2 separate regions of the Homo sapiens genome follow, and region 2 is linked to region 1. Evidence: chromatin loops called from intact Hi-C (ENCODE). Cell type or tissue: ascending aorta. All regions are shown on one strand. Each heading gives the region's core, and the rest is flanking DNA. Links, peaks and the distances in the headings are about the cores only.

Evidence for each region. Hi-C counts contacts between places; a loop is a spot of excess contacts. Peaks named below come from ENCODE experiments on the same cell type or tissue, not always from the same donor. Only the 100,000 strongest peaks of a DNase experiment are listed, where the experiment ranks them.
Region 2: a loop joins it to region 1, with 2.9 times the contacts of the local background. A loop is called at or near these places in 5 of 110 quality-filtered maps.

What each region holds. Positions count from the first base shown.
Region 1 is chr4:76,752,659-76,768,550 of GRCh38, forward strand. SHROOM3 (shroom family member 3) reads left to right here. Exons shown (of 11, transcript NM_020859.4): 7 at 1,653-2,534; 8 at 3,791-4,279; 9 at 6,887-7,037. All of the region lies in intron 1 of SHROOM3-AS1 (SHROOM3 antisense RNA 1), which reads right to left. Among named protein-coding and RNA genes, the nearest start is that of SHROOM3-AS1, 42 kb to the right of the region's middle. RefSeq lists silencers at 1,258-1,552, 6,406-6,475. In ascending aorta, for the core only: a CTCF peak has its summit at 5,855 (motif pointing left); a DNase peak (open chromatin) is centred at 5,888; H3K27ac peaks cover 886 bases.
Region 2 is chr4:76,187,762-76,203,653 of GRCh38, forward strand. It overlaps SCARB2 (scavenger receptor class B member 2), which reads right to left. Exons shown (of 12, transcript NM_005506.4): 2 at 7,946-8,103. Among named protein-coding and RNA genes, the nearest start is that of SCARB2, 18 kb to the right of the region's middle. RefSeq lists a silencer at 7,757-7,816 and enhancers at 12,080-12,269, 12,290-12,349. In ascending aorta, for the core only: no CTCF peak of the experiment used is centred there; a DNase peak (open chromatin) is centred at 6,748; H3K27ac peaks cover 1,507 bases.

The DNA of each region.
Region 1 (15,892 bases), core at 4,898-7,397:
TCACCACGGAGAAGCATTCTCAACCAAGCTAAGCATTTACCACTGATATTATCTTCAAAAAGAAAATGCCACTTTAGTATAGTTTGTGTAAACTAAGGTCACACAAACTAAAAACATCATATAAAAGTCTATTGGGCTGGATCTTTAAAGGATAAGTGCTATATTATTGTATGTTTTAGTGATGTCTTCCCCTTTAGAAAAGCCTCAAGATATAATAAATAAAATAAAGGCATCTGAATTAGTCGTTAAAACATCAGATTTCAACTGACTCCACATCCTGTTAAAGGATGCTGGGTTTAAAAACAGTTTGTATGCTACAGTCTGGAGAGCAGCTGGGCAAAGGAGACGTCACTGTTCAACAGACATTTGCTGAGGGGGTACTTGGTGGCAGGTACTGGGGATGCCAGGATGGATGAGACAGAAGTGAAGAGCATCCCCAGCGGGAAGCCACCAGGAAGTGCAGAGTGGCTACACTTCTCTATGGAGAGGTTCCTGGTAAAGAAACCATGTCTGAATGAAAGGGACTGGTCATGGGAAGGGAGGGGTTGCATCAGAGAGAGAGGTGGGCCCTTTATTCCATCATCTGCATCTATGTATAATAAAGGAAAAATAAAGGCATGAGAAGAGCTAATTTGGTTCTTTGCCATCTTCTTCCACCACATGCTGCATTCTGTTTGCCTGGCACTTGGATGATCTTGTGGCAAGCCCTGTGTTATTGCTCTGATGTGGGACTGAGTCACCACTCCCTCAGAGGAGTCAGATCTGTGAGATGAAATGTGCCATCTGCACTCCAGATCCACTCACATAGCCAGTCAGGGAACTGCAGACAGGGAATGTACAAATCACGGTGGGTTTGCTGGAGAGCTTTTTATCCTCACATTAACTCTTGCATAGCAGGTAGTGCCACAGACTCTTTTTTCTGTTTTGTTTTGTGGATTTTTCTCCTTTAGAACACAATAACAAAAGTTTTGCGAATTGTTGGGTTTTTCCTCGGAGTCTAGCGTACAGTTGTTTAAATCACCATGTACTATATTTGCTTATTATTGCCAGCCTCTTTCTCCAGAGGTAACTGCTTATTAGCTCCTTAGGTGAGACTCTCCCCCTCCTTTTTATTTTTCATCAGATGAAATGAAAACACTAGGAGAGTAAGCAAAAGTTGTAAATAAAACCTTCAAATTCAGCAGCCCATGCAAATGCTTTCAAAACAGACCTCCCCCGTGGGGATCGCACTGGGAGAGAAGAAGGCAGCATTATTTTTCCCCAGAGCTGGGAGCTATTTCCTGAAGTAGTCCTAAAAGGGGCTGAAGAAATGTACTGTTTGTTTTTATAGCCTGAAGCCTGTCCTCAAAAGCTGCCTTATGTTGCATGGTGTGTACAGGATGTGGGGGCGGTGAGAGGGTTAATAAAAGAAAATGCCTTGTGAACCCAGTCATTCCATGTGACATTTTCCTGTAGGAATTTATGCCTGCCTAGTACTGGTTTAACTTGGGTCTTCCTGTGAGCAGCCAGGGAAGACAGTGTGCAGTTTCTGGGGGAAGGAAAAGAGGTCCTCCTTCCTCTTAAATGCTTTTCTCATCTATGTAAGGAGCATTGGGCTGCATGTTTGCCCCTTTCTTCAGAGCTGTAACCCTCCTGTCTGTGTGCCGTTCCAGGTCACTCAGTTGTTCAGAAAGAGGCCAAGAAGAGATGCTGCCGCTCTTCCACCATCTCACCCCTCGTTGGGGTGGTTCAGGCTGCAAAGCCATTGGTGATTCCTCCGTTCCTAGTGAATGTCCTGGAACCCTGGACCATCAGAGGCAAGCCAGTAGGACACCCTGCCCCAGGCCACCACTGGCAGGAACGCAAGGGCTGGTCACAGACACCAGGGCTGCACCCCTGACCCCAATTGGCACCCCTCTGCCTTCAGCCATTCCCTCTGGCTACTGCTCACAGGACGGTCAGACAGGGCGACAGCCTCTCCCGCCCTACACCCCTGCCATGATGCACAGAAGCAATGGTCACACCCTGACCCAGCCTCCCGGTCCAAGAGGCTGTGAGGGCGATGGCCCAGAGCATGGGGTAGAAGAGGGAACGAGGAAGAGGGTCTCGCTGCCTCAGTGGCCACCTCCTTCTCGAGCAAAGTGGGCCCACGCAGCCAGAGAGGACAGCCTTCCTGAGGAATCCTCAGCCCCTGATTTTGCAAACCTGAAGCACTATCAAAAACAGCAGAGTCTTCCAAGTTTATGCAGCACTTCTGACCCAGACACACCTCTTGGGGCCCCGAGCACTCCAGGGAGGATCTCCCTCCGAATATCTGAGTCTGTCCTGCGGGACTCCCCGCCACCTCATGAGGATTATGAAGACGAAGTGTTTGTGAGGGATCCGCACCCCAAGGCCACGTCCAGCCCCACATTTGAACCTCTTCCCCCACCCCCACCTCCTCCACCGAGTCAGGAAACCCCGGTGTATAGCATGGATGACTTCCCTCCACCTCCTCCCCACACTGTATGTGAGGCGCAGCTGGACAGTGAGGATCCCGAGGGGCCACGCCCCAGGTGAGTGAGCAGACTGGGCAGCTTTCCCCCACTAACAGGAGAGTGTCATGCCCCAGGTGGCCCAGGTCCTTCTGCTGGCCACAGAAGAACCCTGGCATGGAGATGTTTCTATACAGCTCAGCTCAGGACACTGTTGATCTGTTTGCCTCAGGAGGTAGTTGGACCAGTGTCATTGGGTACTGAGGAGTCAGGGTGGCAGAAATGAAAGCTGGGACCCAAGGGGCACATTTCACTTCTGGGGACAGGATAGGCTTAGGCGGTCCAAGTAAATCCCTCCTCCCTGGATGAGTTCTGAATCAGTTAGGAAATAAGACAAAAGAGGAGGGCATATAGAAGACAAAAACATCACTTTTATTACTGACAGAGCTAACATTAAAGAATATGGCTTCAGATTGTAAGTGGGTCTCTTGATACTGAACCCCCAAGTTAAACAGCTTTACCTACCTCATCAAAGGTCATGTTAGACACACAAATACACATAGATATTAATATATACAGCCTTGAGGCAGCCTCAGTCTCAAAAGAGAAGAGAGACTGGGATGTGAATGCTCAGCTTCTCTTTCCAAAATCACTCCATGTCCATAGGGAGGAATAAAGAGTAGGGCTCAAGGTCAGTAATGTTTAGGGAAAACCTCTTGGAAGCTAGGAGAATGAGAAAGAAGCATTCCCCAACACATAGTCCCTAGAACAAGTAATCTCTCAAAACACCAAAAAAACACATTGCCTGACAGCACCTTTTGAGTGGCTTTCTTTAAACACCACAAGAGTGACTTACTACCACTACCCCTGTTAACCTAGACCTTTCAGAAATCTCTGGAATCTAACAGCAACATTCACCAGAACTGAATTCCTAGTCCATCTTCCTCAGGAGATGACAACCTCCTGACCAGCTGCTGGGCTCAGGAGCCCCTTTAGAGTGCTGTTGTTTTCTAAAGAAGGGGTTGATCTCAAATGTGACTATCTCACCCTACTCCTATGTATATATCTATGTATGTTTGTGTGTCTAGCATGACCTGTGACTAGGTAGGTAAATGTTTTTAGTTTCGGGGTTCAGTATCAGGAGACCCACTTATAATCAGAAGCCATATTCTTTAACATTAGCTCTGTCAGTAACATGTGGAAGATGTGGAAAGCTACAGCCCTGATGTGGAAAGCTTCTCCCTCAGTCTTTCTCCACCCTCTTATCATCACCCTTCTCTTATCACTCTCTCTTTCTCTCTCTCTCTTTTTTTTTTTTTTTTAAATATCCCTGGCAGCTTCAACAAACTTTCTAAAGTGACAATTGCAAGGGAAAGGCACATGCCTGGTGCAGCCCATGTGGTAGGTAGTCAGACACTGGCTTCCAGACTCCAAACTTCTATCAAGGGTTCAGAGGCTGAGTCCACACCACCCTCCTTCATGAGCGTTCACGCCCAACTTGCTGGGTCTCTTGGTGGGCAGCCAGCACCCATCCAGACTCAAAGCCTCAGCCATGATCCAGTCAGTGGAACTCAGGGTTTAGAAAAGAAAGTCAGTCCTGATCCTCAGAAGAGTTCAGAAGACATCAGAACAGAGGCTTTGGCCAAGGAAATTGTCCACCAAGACAAATCTCTAGCAGACATTTTGGATCCAGACTCCAGGCTGAAGACAACAATGGACCTGATGGAAGGTTTGTTTCCCCGAGATGTGAACTTGCTGAAGGAAAACAGTGTAAAGAGGAAGGCCATACAGAGAACTGTCAGCTCTTCAGGATGTGAAGGCAAGAGGTAAGTCCCTGGTGATGTCCTCAGAGAGACTTACAATCACACTCCTTCCATGGGGATGATGATAAGTCTAGGACTAGTTGCCTGATGTTCTCCTACTGCCACAGCTCCTGAACCAAGAGTGACATTTTATCTCAGTCTTGGAGGAATGGCTCTGGCAGTGAGGATGTGGGACAGATATGCAACAACAAAGAAAGTAATAGTAATAATTATAATAATTGCCATTAGTACCCATTGTTAACGTTGTGTGTCAAACATTGTATTAATTTATTTATATCAACATTATTTAATTTTCACAAGAACTTTCTGAGGTGGCTACCAATTTTACCTCCATTTACAAATGAGGAAACTGAAGTACAGAGGAATTAAGACCATGCTCACCAAGGTCATTGAACATGTGAGTGATGGCACCTGGATTTGATCACAGCCCCATGACTGTGCCTGTCTCCAGCAATTACACAGTGCCCCCAGCTCAGCAAAGGTGTACTTGCCGGTTCTGTATCAGAGCTGCTCTGGCAGAGAGGCCCTCAGAGCTCGGTGCTGGGAAAGGAGCAAGTGGAAGTGGTGAGCGTGGCCAACGTCTTGCCAAGACTGAGAGGGGAAGGGCTTTGTAAGGAGGAGAGCCTAGAGAAATAGATTCGTGTACTACACTGACCCTTACCTCTGAGGCATTAAGGTGGGTGTTGGCGCAAATCCTGAAAATCAGGAAAGGTCTGAGTAGGAGCGCACTGTCTGGTTTGGCCCAGTCCGTGAGCCTCTGCTTCTGAAGCTCCTTGAGCCAGCCATGTAACACGTGTCCCAGTGTGCAGTCTGTGCTTTTCATTTCTCCTGGGTTACTGCAGTATTTTCTTGCATGTTTTATTTCCTTAAAAGACTACTATGAGAAAGACTGAGTAGCTTTCATTTTCTCTTAAATTTTCAGTGAAATCTTTGTGGATTGACAGTCTGGGACTCAGCAGTTAGTGGCTTCCAGACTAAATAAAAACAGAACATTTTATCCAAATTTGGGATTGCATTTTAAAAATTTCCAACTGATCCTAACTAAATTACTAACAGGAACACCACGTTTCATTTTATGGGGGAGAGAGAAAGGAAAGAGCTATGTGATACTTACAAGCTATTTGTCACATTGTCAGAGGCTCTTCTGATTCAAGGCCTTAACTGTCACCTTGTCCATTTCACTGCTTTTATTTTCAGATTTGGGAAACAGACTAATTGAGGTGAAGTGATTTATCCAGGGTCATGTCTTTAGCAAACACATACTGAGCACCTACAATGTGCAAGGCAATCCACTGGGTACTATGGGGACCCCAAAGATAAGATTTTTGTAGGTGTGCCAGTCAGTTCACCATGGGTGGTTGCAGTATGGTCATTCTGTTCTCTGACCACTGGCTGAAGGACCAAAGTAACATCCTTAGCAAAGTATTTCCTAGCATTACCACTGGAAATATATGTTTGCTCCGTCAGTTTAGAAGCAGAATGGTCATGGAGCTTTTGCAGCACTGAGACCTTCCTGGGGATTTAAAAAAAAAAAAAAAAAGGCATGCGCCATCTCCTGGTGGAAATAAGCATTGTCCTGTTGGGCATGAGATGGCCAGTAGCCATTGTGAGGGTTGGTCAGATGCCAGAGAATCCCATTTGTAATGCGGTGGACATATCTGAAAACAAAAACAAACAAAAATGTATCAGAAAATCTTTTCCCTGTCTTTCAATTAACTGGATTAAATGTGGTCATTGTTGCTTACTGGGACAGTTATCAAGCAGGAAACTAGTAAAGATGATTTTTTGTGTGTGTGGTTCCTAATTTCATAGTAAAATGATGGGCTAGATGTTAAATAATATCACAAGATTAAATAAAGTTCCTCTCCAAGAGAATCGTACTTCCATAGAGTCATTTATTCAGTGGGTAGGATATGAATTATAGGCTGAAAGGCAACTCAAATGTGGTAAAACAGAGAACTACTAGATAGCAGGTTTCTCAATTCTGAGTTTTTTCTTCAGCCTTAAAACATCCCTATTATATTATCAATGAGTAGATTTTATATCTTGTATTAGTTCACTGCGGACCAGCAAACTGCAGATTTCCCAGGATTATATGGGATAGCAGGCACACTTGAGAAGGAAAAATTTTGTGTGTTCAAGCAACAGTGCATAGTAGGCACTAGAAAGATTACATGTAACCAAAGGAGTATAGGAAATAATTGACCTAAAACCTGAGGTTTGTGCAGCACCTTGAAAATACTTTCACATTGATTGAGTCATGGTTCCACACTGCCTTTCTCTGAAATAAGGAGTCAGTGTCGTTCTTATATGAATCACAAAAGCAGAGAGGTTAAATGTCTTCTCCAGAGTCAGCTGGCGAGGCCATAGCCTTGACTCCCACTGTCATCCCTAATGCTGCTTTTGGTGGTTTTCCATCCCAAGTTTGCCTGGCTTCAACAGCCCTGTACATAGTAATCACTCATTAGTTAACAGTTACTAGTTTATCCTAATTTCTGGGAAAGAAATTAAATAGAATTGTTACGCACTTCTGAATGGACTGACATCTGCAGTGAAACAAAGCCTCTGGCGTGATCTGTGTGGCTATACTTTGTGCTCTTTTTGGCCCAGGAATGAAGACAAGGAAGCAGTGAGCATGTTGGTTAACTGCCCTGCCTACTACAGTGTGTCTGCTCCCAAGGCTGAGCTACTGAACAAAATCAAAGAGATGCCAGCAGAAGTGAATGAGGAAGAGGAACAGGCAGATGTCAATGAAAAGAAGGTAAATAAAGAATGGGATGCCCTTGTTCAGCTTTCCTCAGAAAAATTGACAAGGTCCATGTAATCAGCGTGGTGACTGGGCCTCTTGAGGCAGGTGGGGAAAGGACCTGTCACATCACCAGATTGCACCAAAATCATTAGACTTTGGATTTACATGGCACTTTAACTAATTTCCTCTTAGCTTTTCTGTGAGTAGGCAGGGCAGGTAAGCTACTGTACTTTTCGTTTTTACAAATAACAGAAGTGAAGCTTAGAGGGATTATTAGAAGTCTCATAGCCAGGACTTGAACCCAAGTCCCTAGCCTCCTAATCCAGCACCAGGACCCCGACACTGTTCTCAGCTGCTGGTTGGCCAGTGCCAACGGTGTGTGTAATTTTCTTGTTTCATAGTCAAAAGGAAAATTTTAAAATCTAGAAACTTTTTTTAGGGAAGGAGGCCAATTGTTAAATGACACTTCTGAGAAAAAGTAATATTAACCTTTATATCTTCCCCAGCCCTTTTTGAGGGACTTCAGCGAATAGCTTGAAAGTGCAGTGCTGGAATCTAGTTGTTAGCATTTGATACTCCTACAGAGATTTCAAATGTTAAGACACTTAAAAAATGACCGTGATGCTGCTGCTGTCTTCCCACATGCCATGGAGATCTAAACTGGGCTGTGTCTGCAGGGGAGAAAGTTCTCGCCTTCCACTTTCTCTATAGCACCAGAGGGGCTGCCTTCTGCTGTGCTTGCAGCTCTCTATGCAGCTCAGGCATGTGTGCTGCAAAGGAAAGCTTGCTTGCTTCTTGCTGAGCCTGGAAGGTAAGTGGTTTTCAGTGATCCTGATTCCAGGAGAAACTTTCTAGGGTGATTTTATTTCATTTGATCTACAATGTGTCCCAAGCTGTCTTGTCTGTTGGAATGAAACCACAGGATATAGACCCTAGGAGCAGAGGGTAACTGGACAGGAGGGATCTTTGCAGCACCTCTGGGTCATGGCTAACATGCTGATGCAACCATTGTAGTAGCAAGCTCCCTGCTAGCCCAAAGTTTTCCTATTTACATACTTGTCATTGTATACCCCTGATATATATACCTACCCCAGCACTGCTGAGCACTTCATTTAACGGGTCCCCTGATTGCAAATAAGACCACTTGGCTTTTGGTCTGTCTATATTTATCCCAAAGAGAGAGCTATGTATACACCCTTACATGTATCACGTTGCCATGGCATCTTTAACTGAACGTTTTACACAATTTTTTTGTTATTTTGTTTTCTGCCTTTGGGCATACCTGCTTTACAGTTGCAGTGTGGCAAATACTCATTGCTTTTCCTCCCTATCTTAATTTTTAAGTGTTTTTTTTTCTAAGTTTTATTTTAGAATCGGGGCATAGGCAGGTTTGTTACAAAGGTATATTGCATGATCCTGAGGCTTGCTGTATGATTGTATGCATCAACCAGGTAGCGAGCATAGTACCCAATAGGTAGTTTTTTAACCTTTGTCCCCTTTCCTTCCAACCCTCTTTTATTCCCCAGTGTCTGCTGGTCCCATATTTATGTCCATGTGTACCCAATTAACTGTTTTCCCATCACTTTCAATTATCACCCTCTCACTCGAAGCATTATGTGGCAAAAAGTATTTTTAGACTGAGAATATGAAGAAATAGAGAATTCATCCATCCTCACGGGAAACAACATTAGGTAGTATGTATTTCATTCCAAGTGTGGGCTATGTATTTGATTTTCTTTTCAACACAATGCTGTACTATCTTACTTGCACAAAACTCCTCTGACACTTGTACTACCACATTTTATGCTAATCAGAATTAGAGAATTTAAGGGCTGGGGTCACACAGTTAATAGATGCTAAAGTCAGATTTAACCTTATGTCTTTCTGACCCCAAAGCCTGCTAAAAATTGCTCCCAGGTCAGCTGCCTTTAAACCTTGCTGCCCTGGGAACTGAGCTAAACTGGAGGTTCTCTGGGTATAACTAACCAGAGCTAGAGTTTGAGATTAAAACCAGTTAAAACCCATTTTAAACCAAAAATATGAGAACAGCAGTGTCCGTGACTTGAGGACTGAGGAGTTTCGAGTCATTTGGAGTGCCTTTTGGGGGAGTCACGGGCTTAGGAAGACAAAACCCCACTCAGGGTGGAAGAGATCTTAGGGAGAGGAAATGTCACAGCCACATAACCAGGGCCTGGCACCTAGCACGTGCTCAATAAACATTTGTTTCATGAAGTTATAAAGTGCAAAACTCCCAAGTTGGAGTTTACCGTTTAACTGAAGAAAAATATCCAGAAGCCCACTGTGGAAAGGTTATAGGATTCGAGTCTATGGCCTTGCTATCCTCAACACATTTGATCTCAGAAGCTGACCAGGGTCAGGCCTGGTTAGTACTTGGATGGGAGATCATGGTATTAGAATTCAGAAGAAAAAAAAATCTGGAAGTTAAGCAACTAGTTTGTCCTTTCTTGACCCTTTTTTCTTAATAAAATGGAAGTGGTAATGATCTCTCACATAATAGTTGTGGGGTCAAATTAACTGACATATATGAATGTGCTTTTTGAGCTGCAGGGTGTAAGAGCATATAATATCTTAACAGAGAAGTGTTTAAGGCAATGTCATGTAAGTATGCAAATGTTGATGGCATCTGGTATCTTTCATGTTAAGATGTTCAGTGAGAAGGTGCCTTATTGCCAACAAGGCTAGGCACTTTCCTAAATCAGACTCTTACGAGGAAAAACAGCTCACATTTGTTTTCTCTCTTCACTGTGGAAAATGTTGCCCACAGCACCAGGGGGATGATACCCACTTGCCCTGTGGGCTTATCTGGCTCTTCAGGGATAAAGAAAGATGAGAAAAGGCCATTTAGTTAATGAGGCCTCCACATCCAGTTAGAATTTCCTTCGGTTCCTTCTTCCCTCAATCCTTTCTTCTAAGGCTGTAAGTGGCCTGAGGGTTTGCATCACTTTGTGAGTGTAAAATGTTAGGCTCATAAATGCTTAGTGAGAACACACCTTCTCTGTTTCAGACACTGTGCTCTGCCTTGGGCATACAAACATGAATAAGACACTGTGTCTGCTTTCCTGGAACTTTAGACTGGCAAGAGAGGTGGATTATTTTAGCACTACATTATTGGTCTTCTGATAGACACATGGACTCTACTGGGGGAGCCCAAAGGAGCAGTTCCTGACTCAAGAGAGTAGAGTCAGATTTTACCTCCTCCAGGAAGATAAAACCTGAGATCAGCATTGAAGAATGTATCGGTAGGAGTCAGGAGCATTCGAGACAAAAGGAAAAGCATAAGGAGAAACCAAAAGATAAGAAAAAGCATGGAATGTGTATGATAAAGAAGGGTGCTTCAAGTAGTTTGATATTTTGGAATGTAACAAAGGCTCATGATTAAATAAAAAATCACCAAGCTTAAGCCAGGCACAGTGGCTCACACCTGTAATCCCAGCACTTTGGGAGGCCAAGGCAGGAGGATTGCTGGAGCCCAGGAGTTCGAGACCAGCCTGAGCAATATAGTGAAACCCTATCTCTACCAAAAATATAAAAAATTAGCCAGGTGTGTTGGCGCACAACTGTAATCCCAGCTACTCGGAAGGCTGAGGCAGGAAAATTGCTTGAACCCAGGAGGCAGAGGTTGCAGTGAGCTGAGATCGTGCCACTGCACTCCAGACTGGGCGACAGAGCGAGACTCCATCTCAAAAAAAAAAAAATTAAAAAACTAAAAAATTAGCTGAGCATGGTGGCACACACCTGTGGTCTGAGCTACTTGGGAGGCTGAGGTGGGAGGATCGCTTGAGCCCGACAGGCAGAGGCTGCAGTGAACCAAGATCGTGCCACTCCAATCCAGCCTGAGTGACAGAGTGAGACCCTGTCTCAAAAAAGAAAAAAAAATTACCAAATTTAGAAAATAACAAAGGAAGGCCACAAACAGTGGGAGATGAGGCTGGAAGGGTTCACAAGAGCCAGTAGGTCATAAGGTCATGTAGGGCTTTGTGTGAAATGCTGAAGTTCGGATTTTATCATATGACAATGGAGAACCCTTTGAGATTTTAGTTTGTTGTAATGAACTACAAGTTTATAAATGTGTAATTGAATTTTCATTGGTATCACTTACATTTACATATCTGATTTGGAAACACAAAGTTTTAAATAAGTGATGTTGTTGAAAACATCTTTAATATATTCAGCAAAATGCAGTTTTCTTCCTGAAATACAACAAGCTTTTCTAATGATGGTTTAGAAAAATGATACTTGGTCAATATCCATTCTCCAATATTGTTTTGAGGTAGAATGTAGCCTTTGACCAACTTTTGCAAAGTAATAATTTGTTATTTAATATTTAAAGTTATTAATAACCTAAGATATATATCTAGGCTAGGAACTAGAGTCTTGGTTTACTAATAACTATTTTATAAATTAAAAATAACACTTTAGTTTCACTTTGATATTTCTATTTATATATCCTAGATGATGAATAATATTCCAAGTAAATGTAAGTATCAGTTAAAATATGAAACTTCCATTGTCTGAACTTTTGATATACGTAAAACTAAAGACAGTGTAAATAATCAGAGCTGTCAATTTTTTGGCTAAAGCCTGCCTTATTATTAAGCAAAATTCTACTTAAACCAATCACATAATTCCCTATTCTGAAGTCCAACAGGCTTTGGCTTCAGAAACTTAGAGGAATATTTCAAAAGGCAAAAGGAATCTATTGTTCCTCTGAGTCAGCTTTTCTCAGGAGATCACTGGTTCTCAGCTGCCCATTCCCGCTGCTCTTCCTTCATTCCTGAAGTTCCAGCTCTCCCTCTGGTCTTACTTCCTTTCAGTATTTATTTCAGAATAGGTCTGCTGATAACACATTCTTTTAGTTTTCTCCATCTAGGAATGTCTTTATTCCACTGTCACCCTTGAAGGGCATTTTCACTGGATATGGGATTCTGGGTTGAGTTGACTCTTTTCTTTCAGTACTTAACAAATGTTCACTTTCCTCTTGCTTCCATGGTTTCTAATGAGAAATGCACAGTCCTTTAAATATTGGCTCCTCCTGTATGCAATGTGTTGTTTTCCTCTGGCCACTCTCTTTCGTCTTTAGCATTTTGATTATGATTTGGATGGACTTAGTTTTCTTTGAGTTGATCGTATTTGGGGTTTGCTGAGCCTCTTGATTCTGTAAATTTATGTCTTTCACCAAATTCTGGAAGTTTTCAGCCATTCTGTCTTCAAATATTCTTAATGCATTAATCTTCTCCCTCCAGGACTTTAGTGACTAGTGATACAGTATTTCAATGACAGTTCATATTGTCCCACAAGCTCCATTCATTTTTTTTTAAATCTGTTTTCTTTCAGTCCTTCAGATTGGATAATTTCTGTTGGTCTGTTTTCAAGTTCACTGACTTTCCTATCTCCATTCTGCCAGTGATTTTTTTTTTTTTTAATTTCAAATATTATAGTTTTCAGTTCTAAAATTTACATTTAAAAAATAGTTTCTATTTCTTTGCTGAGAAGGTCTCTTTTTAAAGTTGTTTTAAAGACTCTTGTAGATTCTGGGCACAGTGGCTCATGCCTGTAACCCAGCACTTAGGGAGGCCAAGGCAGGCGGATCTCTTGAGTCTAAGAGTTCAAGACCAGCCTGGCCAACATGGTGAAACCCCATCTCTACAAAAAAAAAAAAAAAAATTAGCCAAGTGTGGTAATGCGTGCCTGTAATCCCAGCTACCTGGGACGCTGAGGTGGGAGGATCACCTGAGCCGGGGGGTTGAGGCTGTAGTGAGCTGTGATTATGCCAGCAATGCCTATATGCTAGAAATGGCTTTATCTCGTCCTAGTTTTTACAAGCTAAGCTGAATTCCACTCTATTCCTAAATCCCAACCACTTGGCTAGTAGTCCTGAATTACTCTTAAGACGGAGACACACAGAGGCCAACTGTGTGTGTAGAGTGACGTTACTGGCGATGTGGTCTTGTCAGGGGAAGGAGTATTCCCCCTACAGACATCTATCTAATATGAGCGGTGTGTCATCTTCAAATTGTTGTCTAATCTTACGACTGCACAAAAAATATAATTAGAATGTGTATAATACTTTCATATTTTCCAAAGTGATTGCACCAGCCTTCAACTCTTCAAATTTCTGGCCTCCATTTCAACATTCATGACTTGAGAAGTCGAATTTCTAGAAAATGCTTTTGAAAAACTCAACAGTGGAAAGAAACAAGGCTTTTCTTTTCATCCTCATGGTTTTCGTTATTTCTGTTATGACTTCTTTTGAAACTAATATCATATGTTGTGGTTTCCGCCAGCCTCATTTGAGCCTCATAGTATTCTTATGAGCTATTTTAATAAAGTGATGAAAGTCTGAAGCCAGATGATCTGCGTTTAAGCCTGGCTCTGTCACGTACCAGCTGCATGGCCTTGAACAAGTTAACCTCTATCCTCCTCACTTTCCTCATCGGTAAACGGGGATAATAATAATACCTCTCTCACCGGGTTGTTGCAAGTAGTAATTGAATAGTAAAACACTTAAATGGTGTCTGGCACAGAGAAAGAGCTGAATAATTAATTAGACATTATTATTAGTTTTCGGCAGGTGTTATTTTCTTCTCGCTGTGGATAACTGAGAAACAGAAGGTCAAGTGACTTGCCTGATGCCGAATGTTATGTCAGAGCCTCCTGCCTCCTTGTCCAGTGTTCATCCTGCTGTAGGCAGGAAGTGGGGAAGGGTCCAGAGGACATTTCTGCAGAGGATGAGGTGGGAGGCAGGGTCTATGAAGCTATGTTTGGGGGAAGAACTCGTATAAATAGCATCTCACACAGGGTGAGCTAACAGTTTATGCCAGATGAGAAGTGGATAAATGATTTCACAAATTAAGTAGCTCCTGAGAGACTAGTGTGTTATTTAAAACAAAACACACCTCTTCTCCCTCCCCCGGTGAGTTATTCTGGTAGACATTGGTAGGTTTTTTGGAAGAGATCTGCCTGGCAAAGAAATGGCTATTTAGTACAGCCAGCTTTCTCTTGCTGCTGTCAGTTTCTCAAATCCCTCTTAACTGCATTTTAAAATTCAAATTATCATATTTTAAGGGGCTCGTTAGGGCTTTTAAAAAATTCAAATGCCACCTAACTGAGGAACATTCAGCCAGGAGTGACTGACGTGACCACTCAGTAATTCTGGCCTTAGCATCTGTGGCTGAGCCATGAGATATCACATTAGAGCCCAGCAAATATTAATAACTTTCCAAAATCAGGTTCTTTCCACAGAAGCCTCCCTGCATCACTTCTATACATTTTCATCTCATTCCGTTCTTTCTTGCACCGTGAAGCCTGGGGTACACACATGCTCCTGTGACAGATTTATTTATGGTTCTGCCCAGCACTGATGTCTCTGAAAACCAAAACAGGGTCTGGGAAGGAAAGATGGGGTTGACTGGATGGTTGTGTTTGAAGCCCGATTGCAGTTTGGCTGGGTCAAGTTATTTTGACCCTTCCAGTCCACTGAACCATGCTCACCTCAGGGCCACCCCTGCAGTGTTGCTGATCTGCTTAGGTGCCGGAGAGAGCTGTTGACCTGAGTTCAGCAGAAAATTTGAAAGGATGAGTTCTCTCCTCTCATCACTCACCACCACATGTGAGAGCAAACTACTTATCCTTGGTTTCTGCCCATTTGCAAATTGATAAGCATCACACATGTCCTTTAAAATACCAGCCTCTGGCTGGGCGCGGTGGCTCACACCTGTAATCCCAGCACTTTGGGAGGCCAAGGCAGGTGAATAACTGAGGTCAGGAGTTCGAGACCAGCCTGACCAACATGGTGAAACCCCATCTCTACTAAAAATACAAAATTAGCTGGGCGTGGTGGCGGGTGCCAGTAATCCCAGCTACTCGGGAGGCTGAGGCAGGAGAATCACTTGAACCCAGGAGGCAAGAGTTTGCAGTGAGCCGAGATCACGCCATTGCACTCCAGCCTGGGCAACAAGAGTGAAACTCCATCTCAAAAAAACAAAACAACAAAAAAAGCAGCCTCTAAGAGCCACAGGAGGATTTTTAAATACAATGAGGCCACATGAAATAATAGTTTAATAAGGGTTTTAGTTCCTTCCAGAAATGACAACACACCATACTAGTTTCAAAAAAAGTCATTAATAGAAATAATGAAAAACAGGCTGAAAAAAACCACCTTGTTTCTTTCCACTATTTGGTTTTTAAAAAGCATTTTCTAGACATTCTAGAAATTCTGCTTCTCAGGACATGAGGTTGAAATGGACGCCTGAAATTTGAATGAGCTGAAGGCCTTTTCCTGAGGGTGCAGTGATAATGTTTTGCCCCAGTAACTATCTCTTTCAATTTGGTATAACCCAGTTGTCTTTAAGTGTCTTCCAGTAACATCTAGAGCAAAAAGCCTAGGAAATGTACCCTTCGAGTTAAAAATTCCTGGGCTGACTTCACATAGATGACATTCTCTCTCATTATCTGTCTGAAAAACAGGAATGATGACATTTGACTTGTCTTAACCCAGTCCAGCAGGAATGCTGGGAGACACAACAGCATGCAGTGTTTATTTTTCCTGCTGCTTTGCATTCCAGTGTCCTTGCCATTTTCTCCATATGCGCTGATATCACAGTGAAAGATCATCACACCCTGCCAGGCATTTTGCTGGAGGTATATAACATGTTCTCTTGCAGGTAAATTTCATAGCTTCCAGCCAGAATTGCTTTTTTGGAAAATGAAATTTTTCCAGGTGAAGATAAGAAAACTTAAATAATTAATATTAAGCAATTTTAACAGCTTGAGGAAAACCAAAGATTATAACCTGTGATGAGATGGTGCAGCAGATGTGATTTTTGAGACAGAGTCTCATTCTGTTA
Region 2 (15,892 bases), core at 5,365-7,864, 560 kb before region 1:
AAACTTTACTGCATTTTCAAGTTGATCTTTAGTGATTATATATATGGAACACATATATATGTGTAATTTTTATAATATAAAATATAGTCTACACTCTTAAAGATAATGCTGTATATATTATATATGTTGATTATATTTGAAAATCCAGTATTACTTGTTATCAATGAATAATAAAATAACTTAAGATCTAGCCCTTACATCTTTTTAAATAATACAAGCCTAAAATAGAAATGAATAATCCAAACAGCAAAACTAAGAAACCCCAAAATAAGATATTTCACGGGATACTGTAAATTTAGTAAATACTTCTTAGAAATACGCAAATTAATTGGAAGTGCCCTTAGACAAATTGTTTTCTTTTTTAATTCTTGAAATGTTAAATGGTAGGCAAAATAGAAAAAGGTATCTGACAAGATAAAAAATAAACCTCAAAAAGGCTGCAGAAGCCATGGGATACCACAACTTTGATACAAATTTTATACAAATATGTCCCTGAGCAAAAGGATCATGAGGCCAATGAGCCTTGTATTCACAGACCCATTCCAGGGCTGCTCAATCTGCAGCTTTACAAAAATGTAAATAATACACTTCATTCCTTAAACCAGACTGACTGGCTGTTATCAACATTTGGAATGCCCATCATCTTTTTCCAAAAACATTACTATTCTGAACTCCCCAGTATGTGAAAGGTTTGGGAAATGTGCCACTGTAAATCCTGTGTCAGATGAGTTAGGCCCTCCACAGTCTTGCTTGGCCCTTCCCCATCTCAGAGGTTTCCCACCACCACACCAATCTGTACTAACTGGCGAAAGGGGCTACATGCCCTCCCCTTCCTTTGCCCCAGGCCCCCTGGCATACAATTGATGGAGTCAGCTGACTCAGTTGGGAGAAAACACTGGAGCAGAAGCTTCTGGAATGTTCTGTCTTATCCAGCCTAAACAATAGCATCATAAAGCCACAAGTGACAGAAATCAAATCCAGTGAATGACCGCAAAAGGCACATGTAGAGACTAACAGGCCCCATAGAAGGTTTGGACAGCTCCCTAAAAAGCCATGTTTTTCTACAAATCCCAGATCTCACGACCCACTCAGCCCTGTAAGGAGCTCTTAGCAGCCTGCACTGCACATATGCATATTCCTAACAAAGCCATTCATTTTCAGGGCCTGATTCCCCTTTCTTGAACCTATATTTGGGTTTCCTGAACTAAGTCCTATGGTTCCGGCTATTAGGTGGGTGCAAAGTAACTGCGTTTTTTGTCATTACTTTTAAATACTTTTTAATAATTGTGTCCTATAGTGTTAGTTTTTCCATGTGTCCTATGAATTTAAACCACAGTTGAAGATGTTTAATTTACATATTCCACAAATATTCATTAAATAGTAGACAGTCAGAGACCAAAGGACTTGGTCACTGCACCCCATGGAGCTTCCAGTACATTGGGAAGAAAGACAGATACCTAAGCCAATTATTAAAATGCAATTAGTCACTGTCATAATGGATGCACATATTTATTAGTCTGTTCTCATGCTGCTAATAAGGACATACCTGAGACTGAGTCATTTATAAAGGAAAGAGGTTTAATTGACTCACAGCTCAGCATGGCTGGGGAGGCCTCAGGAAACTTACAGTCATGGCAGAAGGGGACACAAACACGTCCTTTTTCACGTGGCAGCAGCAAGGAGAAGTGCCCAGCAAAAGGGTTTTTGTTTGTCTGTTGTTGTTGTTGTTGTTGTTGTTTGAGACAAAGTCTTGCTCGGTCGCCCAGGCTGGCATTCGGTGGCGTGATCTCAGCTCACTGCAACCTCTGCCTCCGGGGTTCAAGTGATTCTCCTGCCTTAGCCGGTGTGTGCCACCACACCCAGCTAATTTTTTTTTCTTTTTGTATTTTTAGTAGAGACAGGGTTTCATTATGTTGGCCACATTGGTCTTAAACTCCTGACCTCAAGTGATCTGCCTACCTTGACTTCCCAAAGCACTGGGAATATAGGCATCAGCCACCACACCCAACCAAAAGGGTTTTTTAAAAAGTCCCTTATAAAACCATCAGATCTCGTGAGAACTAACTCAGTATCAAGAGAACAGCATGAGGGTAGCTGCCCCCGTGATTAAATTACCCCCCTGGGTCCCTCCCATGACATGTGGGGATTATGGAAACTACAATTCAAGCTGAGATTTGGCTGGTGGGGACACAACCAAACCACATCAACATACCACTTTACAAGTGCTATAAAGTGGTATACTTGACACTTTTTTTTTTTTTTTTGAGATGGGGGTCTTACCCTGTTACCCAGGCTGGAGTGCAGTGGTGCAATCTCAGCTCACTGCAACCTCCACCTCCCAGGTTCAAGCGATGCTCCCACCTCAGCCTCCCACGTAGCTGGGGCCACAGGCACATGCCACCACGCCTGGCTAATTTTTTGTATTTTTGTTAAAGACGGAGTTTTGCTATGTTGCCCAGCCTAGTCTCGAACTCCTAAGCTCAAGTGATCTGCCCACCTCAACCCCCCAAAATGCTGGGATTATAGGTGTGAGCCACCGTGCCCAGTCTACTTGACATTTTAAATAAGATGTAACAGGGAGAGTATCCGAAGTCAGGCAAGTCTCAGGAGGAGACAGCATTTGCACTAAGTAAGATGTGAAGGTCAAGAGAGGTAGCGCTGAGGAATTCATTCTTGACTGAAGCAACAGCATGAATACTGGCAAGGCAGTGTGTCTGGGGAGCTTATAAATCATGGGAGTGGCCAAGCATGGTGGCTCACGCCTGTAGTCCCAGCACTTTGGGAGGCCAAGGCGGGTGGATCACTTGAGACCAGGAGTTCGAGACCAGCCTGGTCAACATGGTGAAACCTTGTCTCTACTAAAAATACAAAAAATTAGCCAGGCGTGGTGGCCGTGCCTGTAATCCCAGCTACGGGGGAGGCTGAGGCAGAAGAATCACTTGAACCTGGGAGACAAAGGTTGCAGTGAGCCAAGATCGCGCCACTGCACTCCAGCCTGGGAGACAGAATGAGACTCTGTCTCAAAAACAAACAAACAAACAAACAAACAAACAAAAAATCATGGGAGTATGGTTGGAATTATGCTGTCTAATAGGGTAGCCACTAGACACATGTGGCTATTGCACATTCAAAATGTGGCTAGTCTGAAATGAAATGTTCTATAAGTGTAAAATGCACACAGGATTTCAAAGACAGTATAAAAAAAGATTGTAAAGTATCTCATTAATAATTCTAAATATTGCTAACATGTTGGAATGACACTATTTTGGATAGTTTGCAGAGTCTCCATCACATCTTAAGGAATTTCATTTAAAAATAACAACAACAACAAACAATGGGACACTTAGATACTGATCCTGGTTCAACTTCTAATTATTGCCAGTGGGAGAGCTTAAAATACAAACTTTCTCTACCCAGTACACAGTGTTTCATCAGGCATAGAACACATACAAAATGGCTTTTTAAAATGAGGACCCAAGTATTTTCTTAGATTTCTTCATATAGCAACAGGGTTCATCTTTATAATTCTACATATTGACTTGTACAGACTAAAACAATTAATCTACGAAGACCAATAATATAGTTTTGGTGTCCCCTCAAAATCTCATGTTGAAATATGATCCCCAATGTTGTAGGTGGGGCCTGGTAGGTGTTTGGGTCATGGGAAGGATTCCTCATGGCTTAGTGCTGTCCTCGAGATAGTGAGTTCTCACGAGATCTGGCTGTTGTAAAGTGTGGCACCTCTCCCCTCTCTTGCTCCTGCTCTGGCCATGTGACATGCCTGCTCCCCCTCTCTTACTTCCACCATGATTATAAGTTTCCTGAGGCCTCCCCAGAAGCCAAGCAGATGCCAGCATCATGCTTCCTGTAGAACCTGTGGAACTATAGGCCAATTAAACCTCTTTTTTAAGTAAATTACCCAGTCTCAGGTCTCTCCCTCTTTCTTTTCTTTCTTCTCTCTCTTTCTCTCTCTCTCCCCTCCCTCCCTCCCTCCCTCCCTGTCTTTCTTTCTTTCTTCTTTTTTTTTGAGACAGGGCCTTGCTCTGTCACCCAGGCTGGAGTATAGTGGCATGTTCTCGGCTCACTGCAACCTCTGCCTCCCAGGTTCAAGCAATTCTCCTGCCTTAGCCTCCTGACTAGCTGGGAATACAGGTGGGCACCACCATGCCAGGCTAATCTTTGTATGTTTAGTAGAGGTGGGGTTTTGCTGTGTTAGCCAGACTGGTCCCAAACTCCTGACCTCAAGTGATCCACCCACCTTGGCCTCCCAAAGTGCTAGGATTACAGGTATGAGCCACCATGCCCAGGAAGGTTATTTCTTTATAGCAATGTAAGAACAACCTAATTTAGAAAATTGGTACTGAGAGTCAAATATTGCTATAAAGATAGCTGGAAAATGTGGAAGCAGCTTTGAAACTGGGTAATGGGCAGAGAAGGGAAGAGTTTGGAGGGCTCAGAAGAAGACAAGAAGATGAGGGAAAGTTTGCAATGTCTTAAAGACTGATTAAATGATCGTGACCAAATTGCTGACAGTGACATGGACAGTGAAGTTCAGGCTGAAAAGGTCTCAGATGGAAATGAGGAACTTATTGGGACTGGAGCAAAGTTCACATGTGTTATGCCTTAGCAAAGATCTTGGCTGCATTGTGTTCACACCCCAGGGATCTGTGGAAGTTTGAACTTGAGAGTGATGATTTAGGATATCTGGCAGAGATTTCTAGGCAGCAAAGCATTCAAGATGTCGCCTGGCTGCTTCTAACAGCCTACACTCAGATGTGGGAGTAAAAAAATGACTTAAAGTTGGACCTTATTTTTAAAAGGGAAGCAGAACATAGAGGTTTGGAAAATTTGCAACCTGGCCATGTGGCAGAGAAAGAAAAGCATTTCCGCAGTCTGGGCAACATAGGGAGACTCTGTCTCAAAAAAAAAAAAAGTTAAAAATTAGCCAGGCATGGTGGCACTTGCCTGTAGTCCTAGATACTTGGGAGGCTGAGGCAGGGGGAACCCTTGAGCCCAGGAGGTCAAGGCTGCAGTGAGCCATGATCATGCCACCGCACTCTAGCCTGGCAACAGAGACCCTGTCTCAAAAACAAAACAAAACAAAATATTTTTGTGGGGAGATAAATTCAAGCAGGCTGTAGAGCAACCATTGCTAAAACGATTTGCATAACTAAAAAGAAGCCAAGTGCTGAGAGTCAAGACAATGGGTAAAAGGCCTTGAAAACATTTCAGAGATCTCTGAGACAGCCCCTTCCATCACAGGCCCTGAGACCTAAGAGGACTGAGTGGTTTCAGGGACCAGGCCAGGGGCACTACTTCCCTGTGCTGTTTCCCACATCCCAGCCACTCCAGCTCCAGACATGGCTCAAAGGGGCTCAGGTACAGTTCAGGCCACTCCTCTGGAGGGTGCAAGCCATAAGCTTTGGCAGCTTCCATGTGATGTTAAGCCTGCAGGAACACAGAGTGCAAGAGTGAAGGAAGCTTGGCATCCTCCACCTAGATTTCAGATGATGTATGAGAAAGCCTAAGTGCCCCAGCAGAAGCCTGCTCCAAGGGCAGAGCCCTCAAGAGAAACTCTACTAGGGCAGTGAGGAGGGGAAATGCGGAGCTGAAGGCTCCACAAAGAGTCCCCACTGAGGCACTGCCTAGTGGAGCTGTGGGAAGAAGGCCACCGTCCTTGAGACACCAGAATGGTAGAGCCACCATCAGCTTGCAATCTCAGCATAAAAAAGCTACTGAGGCGGAGCTGCCTAAGGCCTTGGGAGCCCACCCCTTGCACCAGTGTGCTCTGGATGTGAGACACGGAGTCAAAGAAGATGATTTTGGAGCTTTATGATTTAATAACTGCCCTGTTGGGTTTCAGACTTGCTTGGGGCCTGTAGCCCCTTTCTTATGGCCAATTTCTCCCTTCTCAAATGGGAATGTTTGCCCAATGCTGATACACCCATTGTATCTTGAAAGGAAATAACTTGTTTGATTTTACAGGCTTATAGGTAGAAGGAATTCATTTCTAGATGAGACCTGGGACTTAGGACTTTTGAGTTAATGCTGGAATGAGTTAAGACTTTGGGGGACTATTGAGAAGGGATGATTATATTTTAACATGTGAGAAGGACATGAAATTTGGAGGCCAGGGGTGGAATGATATAGTTTGGATGTCCCCTCCAAATCTCATGTTGAACTGTAATCTTCAGTGTTGGAGGTAGGGCCAGGTGGGAGCTGTTTGGGTCATAGGGGAGGATCCCTCAAGGTTTGGTGCTGTCCTCACAACAGTGGGTGACTTCTCACGAGATCTTGTTGTTGTAAAAGTGTGGCACCTCCTCACCCCTTGCTCCTGCTTTCACCATGTAACGTGCCTGCTCCTGCTTTGCCTTCTGCCATGAGTAAAAGCTCCTTGAGGCTTCCCCAGAAGCCGAGCAGAGCCAGTGTGCCATGTGTGTACAGCCTGCAGAACCATGAGCCAATTAAACCTCTTTTCTTTATAAATTACCCAGTCTCAGGTATTTCTTCATAGCAATGCAAAAATAGCCTAATCCAACTAATAGTAAGAGCAAACACTTAAGTATCACTAATTATGTGCTAGGCACTAGTCTAAGCACTTTATACATGACTCATTGACTCAATCTTTGTAAAAACCATGTGGAGGAGGTCCTATTTTTATCCCCATTTTATAGATAAGGAAATGGAAGCACAGAGAACTAGTAAGTTGCAGAGGCGGGAATCAAAATGGGTCATCTGACTCCAGAGTCAGAGCATGAGCACCCAAGGCAGGAACTAGGATTTTTATCTCTGAATTCCCACCACTGAGAATAGTACTGATTCATAGCACATGAATCAGTCAGCAATAATTTATTGAGCAATCGATTACAACAGAATTGTCAGGCATTTTTATCATTCAGCAGTTTTGAAAAAGAAAGATCTTGTTGTCTGCTTCCTCTATTAATTTGTTTTCTAACCTGGTAAGGAGAGACTTTATTGGAAAGATTATTGTATGGGAGAGGGAGGAGGTATTGTAATAGGGAAAAGGGGAACATTGCAACAGAGAAAATGCTCTGATTCAAGCGTCTCCCTCTACTAATCGTTTAAAAATGATTAAAGGGATCCTGATTCCCCAGTGTTTGGAATTGGTGGTCACCAGCAAAGACTCTAACAGCCTCTGCTACTTGCTTATTGCTTATACGCAGGATAGGTGGAGAAAAGGAGCGGGTAAGAAACAGAAAGATCTGTCTCAGACAAAAGTAAATTCTGGAACTGCTTTAAAACTAGTTATGTGGGGAATGGAAATGGAGGGAGGCCCTAAAAGTCACTTAAGAATATCAAGCAGTAGCCAGGCATGGTGGTGCTCACGCCTGTAATCCCAACACTGTGGGAGGCTGAGGCGGGAGAATCACCTGAGCCCAGGAGTTCAAGACCAGCCTGGGCAATATAGCAAGACCTCATCTCTACAAAAAAAATTATCTGGGTGTGGTGGTGAACACTTGCAATCCCAGCTACTAGGGAGGTTGAGGCAGGAGGATCACTTGAGCCCAGGAGTTGGAGGTGGCAGTGAGCTATGACTGCTCTACTGCACTCCAGCCTGGGCAACAAAGCCAGACCTTGTCTCTTAAAAAAATAAAATAAAATAAAATAAGAATATCAAGGGGCAACCTTAAAAGGGTCAGGGTAAGGAGTAACCCTTCATGGTTTAATAATCACAGTCTGCCAACTCAGGAGGAAACCGCTGCACTTCAAAACACAACACGCTGAGACTTGGCCCAGTCTACAAAGCCATTCTCTGCTGAGGTTTCACACACACATACAAAACATCAGCAGCGTTTCAGACAATGAAATCAGAAAGTGTGCTCCCACACAGCCCTGGAGCCTTGCTCCTGGGAAGAGGCAAGGACTCAGGCCATATTGGGGTCACTCTGTATTTCTTTCAAGACAGGAGGTGGTCAAGACTTACCTGTAGGTGTATGGCCCCACTTCTTCCACCCGAGGGGTCTCCCCTCTGAGGATCTCCTCTGGATTGGTGACATTGAAGAAATAGAACTGAGTATACACAGGCAGAGGGGGCTTCTCCCAGGAGTCAAATGCCTCAGTACCATTCCTTAACACAATTTTCTAGGAAAAAACCAAAAGGAGATTTACAAAAATGTAAGGCAATAGTTGGCTTTAAACCCAAGAAGCAGAGGAAGGGACGCCCCCTATTCTGACCTCCTAGATCACTATTTTAATCATTTCACAGGCATTCAACTGCAGTCTCCTGAGAACAGGGCCATATCTTACACCAATAGAGCCCACAGTTCTAATAAGTCAGAGAAGGCCTTCGATAAATATTTGTAAAGGGGCCGGGCCCAGTGGCCCAACACTCTGGGAGGCCAAGGCGGGCAGATCACTTGAGGTCAAGAGTTCGTGCTTGGTCAACATGGTGAAACCCCGTCTCTACTAAAAATACAAAAATCAGCCAGGTGTGGTGGTGCGTGCCTGTAATCCTGGCTAGTCGGGAGGCTGAGGCAGTAGACTTGCTTGAACCTGGGAGGTGGAGGTTGCAGTGAGCCAAGATCGTGCCACTGCACTCCAGCCTGGGTTACAGAGCAAGACTCTGTCTCAAAATAAATTAACTAGTTAATTAATTAATAATTGTAAAGGAAGGGTACTAAAGACAGCACTTGGGCAGAAGCATGAAGCATAGTGTTTCCAAAACCTAGGGCACAGATTGAGTGCCTAAAGGGCCTGCTGGCTTTGTTATTTTTGAAGATTCCATGGATGGTGTATCTTCTGTAGAAGTTAAGCAATTCTGAAAAGCACCATACACTCCCAGTTTGCCCAGATGAGAGAATAACAAGGGGAAGGGCCCAAGAAGGCCAGTTTTGGTCCTTTTTCAAGTCAAACCACATCCATCCCTACCGCCTCCACCACCAGGGGCTTTAAATGTATTTTCTTATTGGATCCCCAAAAACCCTAAAATGGAACTGCCTATCCCCGTTTCAAAAACCAGGAGGCCTAGCCTCACTGAGGTTAGCTGACAATGGAGACTGCACTCTGCACACAATCCCTCCTGCACTTTCCACCCCTGTTCTGTGTTACAGGATGAATAATGCCCCCCATACTCTAAATTCCTAAGCTGAAGTCCTAACCCCCAATACCTCACAATGTGCCTGTATTTGGAGTCGGGGTCTTTAAAGAGCTGATGAAGGTTAAATGAGGTCATGAGGGTAGGCCCTGCTAATAGGACCGGTGTCCTAACTGGAGGAGGAAACTGGGACACAGACAAGCACAGAGGGAAGGCCACGTGAAAACACGCAGAACTGACAGCCCTCTACAAGCCAAGAAGACAGGCCTCAGAAGAAACCAACTCTGCCAATACCTTGATCTCAGACTTCTAGCATCCAGAACTATGAGACAAATTTCTGTTGCTTAAGCCACCCAGTCTGTTGTATTCATTCGGGAAGCCCTAGCAAATTAATACACCATGACTCCCCTAAGGGTGAAGTATTCTCCCTGCCTCACTGACTTCAGGCTAGGCCAAGTGACTAGATTTGACCAACAGGATGTGGGTGGAATGGCAATGTATCAATTTGGAGCTAAGGCCTTAAGATGCATGGCAAGTTTCTATCTGCCACCTTGAAGTTGCCACCCTTGGAAAAGAGAAGAGCAGGCCACAGGTAGCTGCTGATCCTTCAGCCTAGGTTCTAAAACGGAGATGTGTAGACTAGTCCTAAAGCGGACCAGAAGCCTGGAGTCCAGCCTCGTTCCACTGAGCCAGCTGAGCTGGCTGCACACCCACATATTATTGTTATAAGCAACGAGACTGGGGAGTTACTTGTTACTCACCGTGGCAGTAGAGGCCTGATAAATACAGCGCCTGAGGTTAACAGAAACCTAACACCTGGTATTCCCAACAGTCCTCTATCTGTTAATGGAGAAAAGCCTTGTATTTTTACTGTAAAAACGGCTGAAATACAAAAATAATATAAAAGCACAGACTGCAAATAAACAAACCAAAATGTGAACTTTGAGTGTCGAGAATTTGTATCAGTTATAATTCAGGTCCGGATTAGGAGGAGTCTTCCACTCACTGTTGCTTTTGTTTGGATTTTTACACCAGAAATAAATTACTTCTGTAAGCAGAAAAAAAAATGTTCCCTTATCTTTTTTTTTAAGTGAAAATCTAAGAAACTCAGATTCTGTAGCATGTTATGGATAGACCCTAAGGCAAGGAGAAGGAATGGACACAAAGAGAACTCACTTCATCTTGGCTTTCCTCTGTTCTAGCAAAACAAAGGCGAGCCTGATGCTGCCTCAGCTGCGGTCTGCTCTGCTGCAAAGGCCCAGGAGCAGCCGCCCCCACTCTCGACTCCACCGCACTTCTCTTCCTATTACTGTCAGGACAGTTGAGTGAGCACTCTGTATTCCTGCCTAATTTTTCCTGACAAGCATCATAGTGTGTGAAGTTTCCAGTGAGAAAGGACTTGAGATCTCATTTATTTGTTCATGTGAAGAAAATCACCTCAGAATTAGGAACCCTGAAAGAATCAGCAAACATAAATGAACAGATGGCTAACCTCCCTGGTTTATCTTGCTGGGCTGGCATCCAGCTTTTAGGCAACCATAAATCCAAAGACAAGTGGAAGGGTTTCCAGAAAGAAGGGGTTACCAGAAAGAAGGGTAAACCTGGCTGTTCTGACATGCGTAAACAGTGTGACTTGAACTTGTTCCTCCAACTTTCAGGATAGAAATAAACATTTAGTACATTTGACTTCTTAATGAAACAAAGCAAATGAAAAACAAGAACAATAAAAACTGTCCTTGGCAGCATGCCAGAGTCATAACCAACCCAGACCATGTTACAGCTGGGGCTTCTCCTCTGTCTCCCTCCACCCCCACAGCCCTTCTCTGCCTGGCCACTTCTTAGTTGAGTCACCAGCACTCAGACAAATCCTCATAGCCCCTTTTACTCCCTTCAAATCTTGCCCTCAAGAGTGGTGGCTTTTCCTGCTGCTTTCATATGTCTCTTTTCCTCCACCTTACAAGTTGGATGTTTGTCAGGAAACCCTCTGTCAATCCCAGAGTAGATCACGTGCTGGAGAGTGAGTGAGTGTGTGTGTGTGTGTGTGTGTGTGTGTGTGTGCTCATGCGAATGCACTAAGTAGGAAGAGAGATGGGGAATGAGAGAACAGAGGGAAGTTGTAAATACAGCTGCTAACATTTCTAAAACAGTGTGTCTTTATTTTTATTTTCTCACTTTCAGCTCAGAGAATGGCAGTTACTATTCAGTTACCATTACTGCCACGCCAGCTGCAATCTACTGTGAGTCTGCTAAAGTCAGGTGCTATGCTAGGGGCTTTATAATGTACCTTATCTCTGAGTTTTACACTGACACTACAAAATAAAAATCCCCATTTTGCAGACAAAGAAATGGTGGCACTGGCTGTCCCAAGTCACAAAGCCAGTAAATGAAATCAAATCTGACCAAGTCCAGGAGTGCAGATTTACTCACCCATCCAGCAGCTGCCACCCCATGGCACCCTGAGGGTAGAGTTGCCAGATTTAGCAAATAAAACCTGGGATACCCAGTTAAATTTGTATTTCAGATAAACAACAAATAATTTTATAATATAATTATGTCCCAAATATTGCATGGGCTACATCAAAAATGTTTTTATTCATAGGAGATGCATGCTGAAGGATTTAGGAACAAAGTGTGTGATATCTACAACTTACTTCAAATAATTCAAGAAAAAGTGCATCAGAGAGATAAATATGGCAGGACATTAACAACTGATACATCGGACTGAACCGAAATATCACACGAGACAGACTCATACTAAAATGTTATTTGTTATCTGAAATTCAAATTTAACTGGTTGTCCTGTATTTTATTTTATTTGGCAACTCTAGCCCAGAGGGACAGTGAAACTATGGAGAAGCCATAAGTTGGACTCTGAACTCTCAGGGTTTCCTCGAGTGTTACCCGTGCCATCTGGAGGAAAGGAAACTAGGGCAGCTGCGTGAGGTCACTGTCAGCTCCTAGTAAGGAGCCCACAGGTGAGGAACCGAAAAAGGGAGAGTTCAACTCTAGAGTTTCCAGGCAGCCGCGCAGCCCCAGTATGCTAATGGGTCCAAAGAAAGCACCTCAACCTCCTGCCACAAGATGGCCCAGAGAGGGCTCTGTTTTGACTTAAACTTTTAATTTCTGCCCCTTCTATTTCTGATCCTCAGGGCATTCAAGTGTGCACTCCCAGGAGCTTGCTCGGCAAAGGAAGGCCTGAGAAACTAACAAATAATAACCTCAGCCTCAAGACCGCGGACTGTCTGGCACAGGAAGTTATTCATTCCGCCAGATACAACGAGCTAGTGTCCCCCTCAAAGGCGCCCTTTGCCAGTCTGAACAGAAAGCCATGGCTTGGGAACAACTGATCTTCCTCACCGAGGGTTCTGCTGTGGTGATGACAGCCACCAGACAAACCTTGTAATCAGCTGAGTCTTCTTAGTTACACTAAATGAAAAAGCAACATAAGGCCTTAAATCAGTTTTACAGTGTGACTCTGGATATTAAGAGTGGCACTGTGGAGTCACAATATAACTGTTGCTTATTAGTTTTAACCAAGACGAACATAATGAATTTTTCCACGCACAATACTGTGGCACTACCACTAAAACAAAATACTGGAAAATTATCAAGTTCTATGGTGAATTCACAGTGTCAACAGCTAAATTAATAATTGGACTAAAAAACATACTTTTCAGTTAATCACCCAATATGTACCTACTGAGAGCTTTCTATGTGCCCGGACTATGCCCTGCAAACAGGCATAGGCCCTGTCTGTAAGAAGAAATTTAGCTAAGGACACAAAACCAACATGCATGTAACAGGGAGTGAAAAATTATGTGCAAGACTCAGTAATTCAGCCTAACAAACAGCTTATGCCTGAAATTATTTAGATCCTTCCAGTAGCATGGATCTGTGATAAAATTCCCCCATCTAAACATCTCACAGGCTGCTCCAAGACAACATGACCAAAATGGACTCATGATTTTCTCCCCTAGTTGATCACTAAGTCCTGCTGATTTCACCTCCTCCTCTTCCCCATTTCTACCCCAAGGCACATTTCATCATTGGCTTGGACTGTGACAATACTGTATGTAGGCTCCTAACTGGTCTCCCTCTCTCCAGCCTTTTTCCTTTCAAATGCTTCATCCATCTCAGGCTTCAGAGAAGCCTGTCAAAAGTGCCTAAGGGAACAGATACTCCACCCCTGCTCAAAGGATAAAGTCCACAGTCCTTGACCTGTTGTGATCTGATGCAACTGCGTCACCTGTCGCTGTCTTTTCCTGGTAGGCACTTTATGCACCAGTAACACGCAACCATCTACTGTTACCTAGCACCCACCACACAAGTTCTCAGCCAGTGCCTTGGCCTGAGTCACTCACCGCCCTTCACCCAGAAGTCTCTGCAGGGCCCTTATCACCTGGTTCACTTCTACTTGGGCTTCAGGGCTCAATTCAGAAGTGCCATCTCTCAGAAGGCCCCTCTGAACTATGTGTTTTCTCTCTGCTTTCATGAAACTTCACAAGTTTTATAAGGAAAATGTGTTCATTAGTCTTTAGTGTCAGATTGGGTCTGATACTAAGAACTGTATCTTTTTCATGGATCCCCAGCACATAACATGGTTTCTGGCACAGAAGGGACACAATAAATAATTAATGAAGAAACAGATGATACCGCAGCGTAGAGCACAACGCTGTGCCAGGCATTCATCTTCTGCTGTTTACCCAGTTCTTCTTGGTAAAATCTTCAATGTGGCAAAATGCCGCATATTCTAAATAATATGTAAGAAAGGTGATCTGAATAAATAAAAAGTCTGAATTTCAGTACTGCAGAATCAAGAAGAGACAGTAACTTTCTTAGCTGCAAATATTATTTTTCAAGGAGACATTTTGGCCTCCTTTCATAAATGGTTAAGACTAGTTTGGAATTAGCAGGGTCTATTTTTATGCATAATTAATATGCCAAAGGCACACAAACATTAGTTCTAAGTCTGTTAGATCTGTCTTTAGCAATTTTGGTTTTAATGAATTTTTTATAACATCCTTTTTCATAGCAAGTATAGCATAGGATTTTCACAACCTTAAAACTGATGAAACTCTTTCATTCTTTCCACAAATATTAACTTAGCAATTCCTTTGTGCTAAGCCACTGTTCTAGGTATTGGAGATATAATGGTAGACAAGATCTCCTACCTTCTCATTTTATTGGTGAATTCTAAAAACTCCTTGATATAACAAGGAACAAACTAGACTTGTAAGCAATAAAACATCACATTTATCTAAGGGAAAAATACCTAGATATTATGATAAATTATCAATCTACAGAAATTTCTATATTCATATTAGAAGAGATGTTTAAAGTAGCAGATAACATTACTACAAATGTGCAGAAAAAGTCATGTGTTGCCTCCAATTTCTATTCACAAATGATGCTACTGATTGTTGTTACTTTATTTTTTATTTATTCAGTTACTTATTTATTTTTTGAGAGGGAGTCTCATTCTGTTGCCCAGGCTGGAGTGCAGTGGCATGACTCGGCTCACCACAACCTCCGCCTCCCGGGTTCAAGCGATTCTCCTGCCTCAGCCTCTCGAGTAGCTGGGATTACAGGCACACATGACCACACCTGGCTAATTTTGTATTTTTAGTAGAGAAAGGGCTTCACCATGTTAGTCAGGCTGATCTTGAACTCCTGATCTCAGGTGATCTGCCCACCTCAGCCTCCCAAAGTGTTGAGATTACAGGTGTGAGCCACCGTGCCCAGCCTGTTGTTACTTTAAATCAGGTAAATGCTACTCCATCCATTCCCTACCCATTCCATTATATTTGTCACAGAAAATTTGGACAATGAAGAAAGTAAAAGGAACAAAATTTAAATCCCCTGTAATCCACACTATCGCTGTTAACATATGGGTTTATTTCCCTCTGGTCTAGTCATATATATGTGTATTTTAAACAAAATTGAGATCATATGTATTGTATCATTTTTTGACTCATCTTTTATAAACGATTATCCTTGTTATTAAATAGGTTTTGAAACTGTTATTTTAATGTCTGTATACTAATCCACTGTATTAGTATATTTAAAAAAATATACTAAATCAGTTTATTTAATCATTCTTTTACTATAGGACATTTGTGTTGCTTTCATGCTGAAGTAAATGTTCTTGAATATATTTGTCCAAATTAGTGAATAATTTTGTTTTCTTTTTTTGAGACAGAGTCTTGCTTTTGTCACTCAGGCTGGAATGCAGTGGTGCAATCTTGGCTCACTGCAACTTTTGACTGTCATGCCTCAGCCACTGGAGTAGCTGGGATTACAGGTGCACACCACTACACCCAGCTACTTTTTGTATTTTTAGTAGAGATGGGGTTTAACCATGTGGGCCAGGCTGGTCTCTAACTCCTGGCCTCAAGTGATCCACCTACCTCGGCCTCCCAAAGTGCTGGGACTACAGGCATGAGGCACCACACCTGGCCCAAATCAGTGAATAATTTCTTAGAATAGACTCCTAGATTGGGATTATTGGGTCTAGAGACAAAAAGTTTTCATGAACTCATCAGCCTTTAAATATCAACAAGTTGCTCCAGAAAGCAGTGTATGAGCAACCATTTCAGCATATCCATCCCAATATTGGTGTTTAAGGTTTTCAGAAATCTTTGCTTCCTCAGTAGTGGCAAAATAGCATCTTCTTGTTTGAACTTGCATTTCTTGAATTACTGGAGAAGCATAACAGTTTTTACCATGTATGAAGTGAGACTGTTTTAAAACAAAAGTAAAAGAATCTTCAACCAGCATAAGCTTCCATTTGGGTACACAGAAGGCTGGTCAGAGACAGAACTGAGAACAACCTCTCTG